Regions from separate parts of the Homo sapiens genome. Here region 2 is linked to region 1. The links are chromatin contacts, found by Hi-C or POLR2A ChIA-PET in ENCODE. All regions are on one chromosome and are shown on one strand. Each heading gives the region's core, a stretch centred on a gene start or an enhancer-like site at or near the end of the contact. The rest is flanking DNA. Distances are from core to core; before and after follow the strand shown. Region 1 has its middle 59 kb from the start of LINC02628. Region 2 holds the start of LINC02628 (long intergenic non-protein coding RNA 2628).

Region 1 (6,636 bases), core at 2,466-4,965:
ATCCCTAAACACATGTGCCACTAAGGAAATAAATCAACGTGGAGTGGCTTAGACTAAGGACCCGCCTGCACACTGAGAGAATGGGGTGGAACCACCAGGAATTTGCACTTTATGCAGGGGGAGGAGCCTGGCCTCTTCAGCCCCTGGTGGCCTGGTATTCAATCTGTGAGGTGGGAGCCTGTTGTCGGGACCCCCTCTTTCTTTGCTGAGAGCTTTTGTATTGCCTAATAAATCTGCCCTCCTTTCCCTTCAATGTATCCATGTGCCTAACTTTTCCTGGTCGTGAGACAAGAACCCAGAGTTTAGTTGAACTAAGAAGCAAAAAATCCTGCATCAATATGTGACATATGTCTTAGATATAAAGATATAGATAAGGTTGAAATTAAAAGGGTAGGAAAGATATGTTATGAAAACCATAAAGAAAATAAAACAGGCATGGCTATATTAATGTGAGACAAAACTGACTTCAGGAAGAAGGGCATTACTAAAGATAAAGGGAAATGACTTATTTTAAAAACCAATTCATCAGGAATACATAACATTCCTTCCTGCATTGACTAAATAATAGATCTAAAAACAGATCTTCAAAATATATAAAGCAAAACCTGATTGAAGTAAAGAGAGAAATAGACAAATCCACAACCATAGTTGGAGATTTTAGTACCTTCCTGTAGTAATTATTAAATCATATATTCAAAAAAGTATCAAAGACACAGATAATCTGAATACTATCAACCAATCTGACTTAACTGACATTTATAGAACACTATAAACAACTTCAGAATGCACTTTCTTTTCTACTGTGGCTGGTTCAAGATCAATTATATACTGATCCATGAAATAGGATTTAATCAATTCCAAAACATGGAAATATTAAGCATACAATTTCTGACAATAGATTAAGCTAGACATCACCAAGATACCTATGAAGACCCAAAATATTTGGGAAGTTAATAAGATATTTCTAAAACCCATTAATTAAACTTCAAAAAAGTTACAAGTAAAATTTTCAAATTTGAGTTGATTGACAATTAAAACACAAAATTTGTAAGATGCAGCTAAAGAACTGCCTAGAGTGAAGTTTATCATTGTCAATGCCTTACTAGAAAGAAAAAAAGCTTAACATTAATAGTCAAGTTTCCATGTTCGTTAGGAAAAAAAAGAAGAGCAAGTTAAAACTGAAAGTAAATAGAATTAAAATTTAAAAACAGAACTCAATGGAATCAAGTCAAACAATAAAAAATATTAACAATGCCAAAAGTCATTTTTTTAAAAGGTCAACAAAACTGATACTCCTAGCAGAACTAATCAAGATATTGCCAATAATGGGATTTTAAAAAGAAGGAAGTCTTACTACAGATCCTACAATCATTACAAGGACAATAAAGTAACATGATGGCAAATTTGTATAAACAAACTTGCGAATTTAGAAGAAATGGACAAATTGCTTGATAACACCACTTACCAAAACTGATTCAAAAAGATATAGAGTATCTGAATTGTCCTGTATCTATCAGAGGAATTGAATTTCTATTAAAAATTTTTCCCCACAAAGATACATCTATACTCAGATGATGTCATTGGTGAGTTCAAACTTTGAAGTAAGGAATAATGCAAAACTTGGCCAAAGGCAGTGGCTCATGCCTGTAATCCCAGCACTTTTGGAGGCGGAGGCGGGAGGATCACCCACGGTCAGGAGTTCAAGACCAGCCTGGCCAACATGGTGAAACCCTGTCTTTACTAAAAATACAAAAAATTAGCTGGGCATGGTGACGTGTGCCTGTAATCTCAGCTACTTGGGAGGCTGAGATGGGAGAATTGCTTGAACCCAAGAGGCAGAGGTTGCAGTAAGTTGAGATCGTGCCACTGCACTCCAGCCTGGGAGACACAGCAAGACTCTGTCACACACACACACACACACACACACACACACACAAAAGAATAATGCAAAACTTAACACAAACTCAGAAAGTAAAAGAGGAAGGCACACCTTCCAACTAATTTTAAAAGATTAGAATAACCCTGGCACAAAAACCTGACAAAGAGATTATAAGAAAAGAAATTTATAAAACAATATTCCTCATGATCATAGATTTTAAAAACCTCTCTTCTAAAATATTGGTAAAGTGAATTCAACAATGTATAAATAGAATGACTGTCATGACCAAATGGAGTTAATCCCAGGGATGCAGTTTCTGTTCAGCATTAAAAATTAATATGTGGATCCTCTGCATTCAGTTAAGAGATGTAAAGGGTCAGAAAGAGCCTTATTCCCAGCCTCCCAGCCTTACAATAAGAAAATGAAAGCTTAATCAAGTGAAAATTAGTGACCTTTCTTGAATTCATTAGAGATCTGACATGGCAGGGAAAGAACCTAAAATCTGGGGAGAGGCCAGGACCTACAAGGTGCAACAGGACTCAGGCATTTGCTTACCTAGGGCAGATGCCATTGCATGCTGTATAATTTGGAAAGGAGATTCAGCTTAGAAATTGTAATGAACTGCTCCAGGTCACATATGGATGTGGAGCCACCGGGTCCCAGAGATAGAAATATTTGCATCCTCTTGCAGTCCTGTCTTCCAAGGGTATGATGAGACACTCAAAGAGAAGATAGGGAAGACTCCTAAGAAAGTTTTCCTAATTGTGCTGACTTGGGGGAGGGAATAGTAGCTACTCCCGAAACACTTCCCAGACCCATCTCCCATATCTCCCCTATGGAACAAAAATCTTAAACTACAGGGCAAAAAATGATAACAATTGTCAGTTTAGGGCACTGGCGAAAATCCATTGAAATTGCAGGAAAGGAAGAGAAAAAATTAAACTCTACTCTGAGGGTGGCAGCCCAGGACTACAGCTGGTACAAGCTTAAATCCACAGTGACTGCCTCATTTTAAGGCTTGGTGAGAGAATACACCCCTTCCGGCTCTCCCTACCACCATGCTAACAAGTGTTGAGTAAAAGTAACCTACAGCTGAGATTGCTGCAAAAGACAGATTCTCTCTAGGAAACAATACAGAAGGAAGACCCTAAGGTAAGAAGGGAGTAGATACTGAGGGGGAAGAAAAACTAGGAAACAGTGCAGAAGGAAGAACTCTAAGGTAAGAAGGGAGTAAACACTGAGGGGGAAGAAAAACCCTCTGGCAAATTAGCTCACATCCTAAACACAAGGTATTGCTAGAGGAATTTGAGGCTATGGTGCACTGAAAATAATCACGATAGTCCTCCCTTATCCATGGGGGATATGTTCCAAGACCACCAGTGAATGCCTGAAACCTCAAATTGTGCCAAACCTGATTGCTGTCAGTGGGAATATGTCTCTGTTTATGTCTTCCACCCACAAATTTAGTGCCTTTCCCATCTTTATAAGCCTTTATCATGGACTATGGTTGTAACTTTTGCAGTTTGAGGTGCAACAGCAAAACTAGTACAAATTTCGTTTTTCTTCTTTACAATTTCATGGATAGAAGATTCATTCTTACCATAGATCTTAGCAACCTCAGCATATAATTTTCATTATTTATTAAGTTGAGAACTTTCACATTTTCACTTAAAGGAAACGCTTTATAATTTCCCTTTGGCATATTCTAATTGCCAGCATCATTACTGTGGTACTTGGGACTATTATCAACTAAAATAAGGGTTACTTAACACAAGCTCTGTGATACCATGACAGTCACAGTTGATCTGATAACCGAGTTGGCCATTGAGTGACTAATGGTGATTGGTGTTTATAGCATGGAGATACTGGACAAAGGAATGATTCACATCCTGGGCAGGATGGAGTAGGATGGCACAAAATTTCATCACACTACTCAGAATGACATGCAATTTAAAACTTATACATTATTTCTGAAATCTTCCATTTAACATTTTTGGGTCACAATTGATTACAGTTAACTAAAACCATGGAAAGTGAAACTGGATAAGGGAAAACTATGTTATGGCAACAACAAACCTCAAACCCAGATCAACTCCTGACTATATTAACACAAAACCTTCCACTAAAGGCCTGGCAGCAAGAAAGACATGTATCTTTGTCCTTTGCAACATGCCCAACTTTCAACCAAAAAAAATGTATGAGACATAGGAAAAGGCAAAGAAAACCCACAGTCTGAAGAGACAAAGCAATCATATACAACCATCACAACTAAGATATGACACATACATGGACCTATCAAACACAGGATTTAAAATGACTGTGATTAATATGGTAAAAATGCTAATGGAGAAGATAGAAAACATGCAAGTTCAGCTAGATAATTTCAACAGAAAGATGGAAACTATAAAAAAGAATAATATGAAAATACTAAAAAACAAAAACACAGTAAAAGAGCTGAAGATTGTCTTTGAGGGACTCAACAGTAGACTTGACAGCCACAGAAGGAATCAGTGAACTGGATAGAGATCAATAGAAATTCTGCAAACTAAAGTACAAAAAAAAGAAGAGTAGAGGAGAAAATCCCCACAACACAGTATCCAGGAGTGTTACACCATATCTAATTGTCTAAAATGTACATAATTGAAATCCCCAAAGAATAAGTGAAAGAGAATGAGACTGAAGAAACATTTGAAGAAATAATAGCAGAAGATTTTCCAAGCTAATAACAAACACCAAAGTATAGATCCAAGAAGCTCAGAGAACACCAAGAAGGATAAATATAAAAACAAACACACAATAAGATCATCCAGGCATATCATATTCAGACTGCTGAAAATCAAAGACAAGAAAATCATGAAGGCAGGCACCCTCTCCCTCAGAGGTACATTACCTACAGAGGAACAAGGATAAGAATATATCGCACTTCTCATCAGAAACAAGTCAGCCAGAAAATAACGGCTTACTATTTTATTTTTAAAGTTCTGAAAGAAACTATCAACCCAGAATTCTATATCCAGAGAAATTAATAAAATATAAAGACTTTCTCCAGCTAACAAAAACTAAGAGAATGAATGCATTGGTAGCAGATTATCTTATAAGAAATGTTAAAGGAACTTCTTCAGGCTGAAGAAATATGATAGGTCAGAAACTTGAATCTTCCAGCCTGGCCAACATGGTGAAACCCTGTCTCTACTAAAAATACAAAAATTAGCCAGGTGTGGTGATGCATACCTGTAATCCCAGCTACTCTGAGGCTGAGGCAGGAGAAGCGCTGGAACCTGGGAGGCAGAAGTTGTAGTGAGCCAAGATCAGGCCACTGCACTCCAGTCTGAGCAGCAGAGTGAGAACCCATCTCAAAACAACAACAACAACAAAACCTTGAATCCTTGAATCTACACAAGGAAATGAAGAGAATTGGAAATGGAATAAATTGAGGCAAAATATAATTTTTTCTTGTTATTAGTTGCTCTAAAAGCTAATTTTCATAGCAAAAATAGTAAAATATGTTGTGTGTTTATACCACATCGTTACCCAACAAACGAAACAGTATAATTTAAGTTAGACACAAATTATTTAAAAATGTATATTGTAACTCCTAAGACAACCACTAACAGTTATTTTAAACAAGTTAAATAATAATTCAATAGAGGAGATAAAATTAAATTATGATGCTTAATTAAACCTAGAGAAGGCAGAAAAAGAAGAAAAAATTAACAAAGACAAATGGGGCAAAAAGAAATCACATTTCAAGATAGTTTAACCCAACCATTAAAAAAAATCAGTAAATATGAAAAGTCTAAACACACCAGTTGTTCATAGTATCCTTGTATTATCTTTTTAATATCTGTGGGGTCAATAGTTATGTACTCTTCATTTTTACATTGGTAATCTATGTCTTCATTTGTTTTTTTCTTGATTAGTCTGACACAGAAGATTAAATAGCACATGATTTCATTTATATAAAATTCTGGCATCTGTCCTGGGAAAAGTTCAGTTATTTCCTGCATTTGCTGAGACAGGAGGTTCTATAGGGATGATGAAGTGATGACTGTGAAAGGGTACCATGGAACTACTTTGGGGGTCATGGACATATTGACTTGATTGGTCATGGAAATATTGACATATACGTATGTGTATATATGTATATGTCATATACATATATGAATATATGTATACATACACATATGTACATATGTTTATGTGTATACATACATACATATATATGCCACATACTTATTGAGCACATACAAATGTGTGCATTATATTGTACACAATTTATATCTCAATATCATTGATTGAAAAAAGAACTCAGTAGCAGAACAAAAGCCACAATATCCGTCTTTAATTTCCTGCGTCTTTGACAGCAGCAAATCTGTAAATCTGTTCACATCCAAATTTGAAATGCCAGTATGGTGAGCCTTGGCCACCTTGGTCTTTTGCAAATAGTGTGTCCAGACCCTTAGGACACAAAGATCAACTCTTCCATAAAATATAAAAGTAAATAATAATGATGGGCAAATTTAAAGTTTTGTGTTAATGTGATCTATAGTAAGCTTGGTTGGCAAAAATGCTCTTTGTAATCCAGAGATAACATTTTTAAAGTTTTCTAATGACAATGGTTTATACTAAGATTTTATGACCCTTCAGCATTTAGAATCTAGTCCTCTAACAACTTTACCTTAATGATTATATAGTAAGTTGTGTCTCTATAATCTATAAAAACTTCCCAAGAATTTATGTTTTATCAATTTATTATG
Region 2 (6,636 bases), core at 2,953-5,452, 58 kb after region 1:
AAAGAAATTAATGTTGATTCTATAACTTACCTACAGTTCTTCAATTTTAATTATATAAATGCCACTTTTATTATTTTTGTCATATTTGTGAACTACCTGTTGTAATAGCACTTGCTTAATTATTTTGCTTTAATTAACAGCTTACTTTTAAAAACTTAAATGTAATTTAAAAGAAAATGTTTTATCACTTTATCATACATTCCATGAAAGGAAGAGCTGTGTTTGTTAAGCACTGAATCCCTAGTACCTTGAACTGAGCCTAGCACAAAACGGGTATCCTACTCTGGTTAAATGACTAACAGGAAAATTAGTACCACTGGCTACTAATACATGGTAACATGAATAATAGATATAAAAAATGAAAGAATACTAACAATACAGTAATTGACCCCAAACCTAAGACTCACCCCTTCTTATGGTTTGGATCTTTGTCTCCGCCCAAATCTCATGTCAAATTGTAATCCCCAGTGTTGGAGGCGAGGCCTGGTGGGAGGTGATTGGATCATGGGGGTGGTCTTTCATAAATAGTTTAGCAACATCTCCTTGGTGCTGTTCTTATGGAAGTGAGTGAGTTCTCATGAGATCTGGTTGTTTAAGATTGTGTAGCACCTCCCCCATCTCTATCCTCCTCCTGCTCCCCCCATGTGAACTGCTTGCTCCCCCTTCACTTTCCACCATGATTGTAAGTTTCCTGGGGCCTCCCCAGAAGCAGAAGCTGCTATGCTTCCTGTACAGCCTGCAGAACCATGAGCCAATTAAATCTCTTTTCTTTATAAATTACCCAGTTTCAAGTATTTCTTTAGAATAGTGCGGGAACTGACTAATACACCTCTCTTTGTTTAAAGGGGATGCCAGGATTACAGCAATGTTAGGAACCTCAGAACTCAAGTGCAAATTTCTCCTTGATTAATTAAAAGGATTGAAAGATAATTGAAATGACTAGCTGCACACTGAGTAGTCTAGTGTCATTTCACACACAGTCATTCCATAATCATCAAGCACCTGTACCACGGGTCTTTCCCTCAGTTTGGGAAACATCATCTATGTTATTCCTTCAAGTTCCTACTCCTCTTCTACAAAAGCTGACCGATAAGGAGTTCTAACCCATCAGGAGACTAAAACTATCTGATACGCTCATTTAAATGGAAGTATAGACCCCAAGAGGATGGTAACTATTAAAAAAAATCCTGGAGCTTCTTATATGTTAGTTTTGTATCATTCCTGCCTCAATTTTTTTCCCCTGTGGTTAACAACACAAGAGCAAAAACCTTGCATATGAAAAATATGTGCTTCTATTCATAATGTATGTCACTTTTTTTTTTTAAAGACAGATAGGGTCTCACTCTGGTTCTCAGGCTGGAGTGCAGTGGTGTGACCTTGGCTCACTGCATCCTCGACCTCTTGGGCTCAAATGATCCTTCCATCTCAGCCTCCCTAGTAGTTGGGACCACAGGCATGTGCCACCATGCCTGTCTAATTTTTGTATTTTTTGTAGAGACAGGGTTTCACCATGTTGTTCAGGCTAGCCTTGAACTACTGGGCTCAAGCAATCCTCCTGTCTTGGCCTCCCAAAGTGCTGGGATTACAGGTGTGAGCCCCCACGCCCTGCTATGTCACCTCTTACCATATTAAAATACAGACACTTGGAGGAAGAATCACTAGATGGGGCGCAGTGGTGAGTGGCTTGTTAAGGAGCCCTGACTGTCCACAGAAATGTCACCTTCCCTTCAAGGTTATATCTTGCTCCTGTTGTTCCTTACGGTGTAATCTAGTGCCTTGAGCACAGGCACGAAAACTTTCTTTTGGCTTTCCTTTATGTAGTTGAAGATGGCAGGACTATGCTAAGTGAAGAAAATAAATATTTGTAATATAAGAATACCATATATGAAGCCTAAAAACATTCCAACACATAGAGCATGTAAAGTAGCTACCCAGGGAGACACAAACTTCTGGTAGAAGGAATCTACCAGAATATAGTAGGAAGTGGGGAGTATTATAGTTACACCAAATGCATATGTCTGTTTACAAAACAACAGAAACAAAAACTTTGGGAAACACTGCTCTATACCCAAAGGACTACCTTTACTTTCTTACACCAGGACAAGGAAAGAGCTCTTTTGCTAAAAAATAAAGCAAAGCAATAATAAGAAAAGCAAATTTAAAAATAGAAACAGAAATCCATTTGCAGTGAGATCTTAAAGCTTATTCTCCCACAGTAACCAGACATGAATTTGGGGTTGCCCTTCTCACATTCCCCCAAACTCCCTCTTGATCAATATTTGCTTTACTCTTCCTCAATGTTTCTCTGTTTATTTTTCCTTTCCAGACAACAGAACTTGTTACAAATGTTGTGTAGAAAGGAGCTACAGTGTGATCCGCACCAGACCTTCTCTAGTCAAGACTGAACCTATGGCTGGGTAGACAAAGTGGCTGCCTAGAAAGTGTATGACTTGAAGGCAGAATGAAAAGGTCCCAACCTGTATTAGTCTATTTTTATACTGGTATAAAGAACTGCCCAAGACTGGGTAATTTATTAAAAAAAAAAAAGATGTTTAATTGATTCACAGTTCAGCATGGCTAGGGAGGCCTCAGGAAACTTACAATCATAGCAGAAGGTGAAGGGAAAGTAAGGCACCTTCTTCACAAGCCGGCAGGAAGGAGAAGTGCTGAGCAAAGGGGGAACAGCCCCTTATAAGACCATCAGATCTTGTGAGAACTCACTCACTATCACGAGAAAAGCATGGGGGAACCACCCCATGATTCAGTGATCTCCACCTGGCCTCACCCTTGACATGTAGAGATTATTACAATTTAGGGTGAGATTTGGGTGGGGACACAGACAACCCATATCACTGCCATTCTCAGATGTATCTCTTCCTTGGTCTCCTTGGAAGCCCTAAATGATGGACTGAATTTCTTTAGACTGAAGTACTGGATGCCCTGTTGAAGTACAGGTAAAAGCTGAGAGAGTGGGTCACTGCCAGGGGATGGTCTGGGCTTTGGTTGTTAAATGCCAAAGCTGCATCTCACCTTAAGCCAACTGCCTGAACTCTCTTTTCATCTTTTCCATAGTTCCTAGGTAGTCACAATTCACTTTTATTCATTCATCCATTAATTCTTTCATTCAGCACATTTATATTGAGGATCATTTACTTAGCATTATGCCCCAAAAATGCATTGTTGAAAAAGACAGATGTTCCTGCCCTTATGGAGATAAAATGGACATTAAACAGCCAATTACACACTAATGCAATCACTATTGATTTACTGATTCAATAATTATATATTAAGCAACTACTCTGTAGTAAGTACTATGCTTGGTGCTGGAAATTTAATAGTTAACAAAAATGTCACATTCTGTGCTTTCATGAAACATGGAACTCATAGTCTAATCAAATATGACATAAGAGAATATAAAATTGTATACGAGGTAAGTGCTACAAAGGAGACACAGCTCTATGAGTATAACAATAAATATAACTACAATAACTTTTAATAGATGTGCAATATAAAAAGAGTAAATTATGACATCGATGACATAAAATGTAAGGGGGGAGTAAAATTGTAGTTTTTATATGTGATCAAAGTTAAGTGGTTATCAGCTTAAAACAAGCTTTTACAAGATTGTTATTTAAGACTCATGGTAATCAGAAAGCAAAAATCTCTAGTAGAAAAACAAAAGATAAAGAGAAAGGAATCTAAGCATACCACTATAAAAAAAAAATCAGGCCAGGCACTGTGACTCACGCCTGTAATCTCAGCACTTTGGGAGGCCAAGGCAGGTCGATCATGAAGTCAGGAAGTTTGAGACCAGCCTGGCCAAGATGGTGAAACCCCATGTCTACTAAAAATACAATAATTAGCCGGGCACAGTGGCAGGCACCTGTGTAAAAAGTAAAGTAGATGTTCCTCTTCAAAGAGACTTTCCTCCCCATCTAATTAGGAATAAATAGTAACTTCTCCTAGAAGCAAAATTTATTCAAAGATCTGTGCTAACATTCTTCAATATCTGCTAGCCGTAATAAAGAAATCAATGTACTTTATGTTCTTAGCTCCCACTATTTAGCCTAAATATTTGCCCTGACAGGCTTATACTGGTTCAAGAAAGCATTAGGTCACAGCCTGTTCTTCCTCATTGTTTGAAGGTGTTTTTACCTTTCTCAGCATTCCACAAGTTACTTGCTCCTTCCTTTGTTCTCCTCTGCCTTTGTCTCTTTTTAAAAATTCTAAGTTGCTAGCCAATCGGGACAAATACAGAATGTGAGGTCCCATTCCAGCCAATGGAAATCGGACACAGCAGTAGGGTGGACGTGTCAGGTTATAAATGACCCTGTCTCCTTTGTTTGGTGTACTCGTCATGGCAAAACCGCTGGCGAGTGTACACTTTCTGCAGAAAGACAAATGGCCTTGCTGAGGAAATTAAATTTATGTTCAAGTCCTATTTCTTTATGGCACCAGGGAACAAGCATTTCTAACAGCCTGTAATCCCAGCTACTCAGGAGGCTGAGGCAGGAGAATCGCTTGAACCGGGAAGGCAGAGGTTGCAGTGAACTGAGATTACACCACCGCACTCCAGCCTGGTGACAAAGTGAGATTCCGTCTCAAAGTAGCAAACAAACAAACAAACAAACAAAAAATTAAATCATAAAGGAGAACTACAGAGAAACAATGGAACAAACTACAAAACAAGCAGAAAACAATCAACAAAATGACAGTGATAAGGCCTTACCTATTGATAATTACTTTAAATATAAATAGATTAAATTATCCAATCATAAAACATAGAAAGACTGAAGAGATTTAAGAAACAAAATTCAGCAATATACTGACTACAGAAGATTCACTTTAGCTTTAAGAATACACATAGGCTGAAAGCTAAAGGAATAGAAAAATACATTCTATGCAAATTGTAACCAAAAGAGAGCAGAGGTGGCCATGCATATATCAGGCAAACTAGACTTTAAGTGAAAAACTGTAAAAGAGATAAAGTCATCATATAATGATCAAAGGGCCAGTTCATCAAGAGGATACAATGATGAATTGTAAATACATATGTACCCAACTTCAGAGCATCTAAATATATAAAACAAATATTAACAGAACTGAAGAGAGAAATAGACAGCAACACGGTAATAGTTGGGGACTTTAATACCACACTTTCAACAATGACTAGATCATTCAGAAAGAAAATCAATAAGGAAACAGTGGACTTGAACAACGCATTAGACCAAATGGATCTGAAAGACATATATAGAACATTCTATCCAACAACAGCAGAGCGCGCATTCTTCTAAACAGCACACAGAATATACTCCAAAATAGAACATATGTTAGGCCACAAAATGAGTCTTAACAAATCGAAGAAGATTGAAGTCATATCAAGTATCCTTTCCAACCACAATAGTATGAAAGTAGAAATCAATAACAGAATGAAGATTGAAAAATTCACAAATATGTGGAAAAGAAACAACACACTCTTGAACAACTAATTAATTAGTCAAAGAAAAAATCAAAAGGGAAATATGAAAATACCTTGAGGTAAACAAAAATGGAAATACAGCATACCAAGATTTATGGGATACAGTAAAAACAGTTCTAAGAGGGAAGCTTATAGCTATAAATGCCTCCATTAAGAGAAAAGAAATGTGGCAAATAAAAATCTTTACAAGGAAGTAGAAAAAGAACAATAAACTAAGTCCGAAGTTAACAGGAGGAAGGAAATAATAAAGATCAGAGCATAAATAAATAAAATGGGGACTAGAAAAACAATAGAAAAGATCAATAAAGTTAACAGTTGGTTTTTTGAAAAGATACATGGAATTGGCTCTCTTAGCTAAACTAACTTAAAGAGATAGAGAAGACTCAAATAAATAAAATTGTAAATGAAAAAGGAGGCATTACACCTGATATCACAAAATGCAAAGGATCATAAAAGACGACCACGAACGATTATATGACAACAAACTGAATAACCTAGAAGAAATGGAATTTCTAGAAACACACAACCGACTGTAGGGGCCAAGGGAAAACTTTCCCTTTGCCCTCTGAAGGTTCACTGAAAATGAACTGAAAAGGGCGGATTAATAAAAGAAAAAGCATACAAATTTATCTATGTGCAAAGAGAGGGAAATCACAAAGTGCAATGAAGTACAGATGGTTCTATACCCTTCTTAGAGGACGGGGAGATAGGGAAGTGTGTAGGAGTAGTAAACGATTTTTAGGGGAATTCAATGGGCTTGAAGAACGTATAATGGCCTAGAAAAAAAGTCTGTTGGGCCCACAGAGCAGACATAATGGTTTGTGAGAAAAGTCTCTCCAGGTGTGTTGACAGACTTCAGTCTTTCTTTCTGCCATATGAGTTCAGTTCATGAAAACTTAAGAAAGGGAGCAGAGGTGATTGTTTTTTTCTTGAATGGGTCCAAACTTCTGGCAGATAAGGGAACTTCACAGAACAACTTCATCCTTTGCTTTGAGAGAGACAAAGAAATGAGAGGCAGGAGAAGGAGGAAGGTCCGAGAGACCTTGAAGCTTCTTCAGTTCATCATGTCAAAGTGCCATATTTTGGGGTATCAGTTTCTGAGCCCCAACAGGGGTAAACATAAAGCTTGCTTTCTCAAACAAGCATTCCAACATCCA

What was found. A loop is a pair of places that touch in the nucleus more often than their neighbours do. ChIA-PET counts read pairs that join two places held with the same protein, here RNA polymerase II (POLR2A).
Region 2: a loop to region 1 is called in a map of ovary, with 15 times the contacts of the local background. The contact joins the promoter of LINC02628 here to the enhancer-like site in region 1. A Hi-C loop is called at or near these places in 1 of 168 maps with a recorded cell type or tissue (ovary). POLR2A ChIA-PET finds 5 or more read pairs at or near these places in 2 of 52 experiments (GM12878 and PC-3).

The regions. Positions count from the first base shown.
Region 1 is chr10:33,539,201-33,545,836 of GRCh38, forward strand. No RefSeq gene overlaps it. Among named protein-coding and RNA genes, the nearest start is that of LINC02628, 59 kb to the right of the region's middle. Within about 2 kb of position 3,716, at least 2 of the 41 ENCODE cell types and tissues checked have a DNase peak (open chromatin) inside an H3K27ac peak, as active enhancers do; they include PC-3, where a contact is called at or near this core.
Region 2 is chr10:33,596,828-33,603,463 of GRCh38, forward strand. LINC02628 (long intergenic non-protein coding RNA 2628) reads right to left here and starts at 4,203. Exons shown (of 4, transcript NR_187516.1): 1 at 4,156-4,203.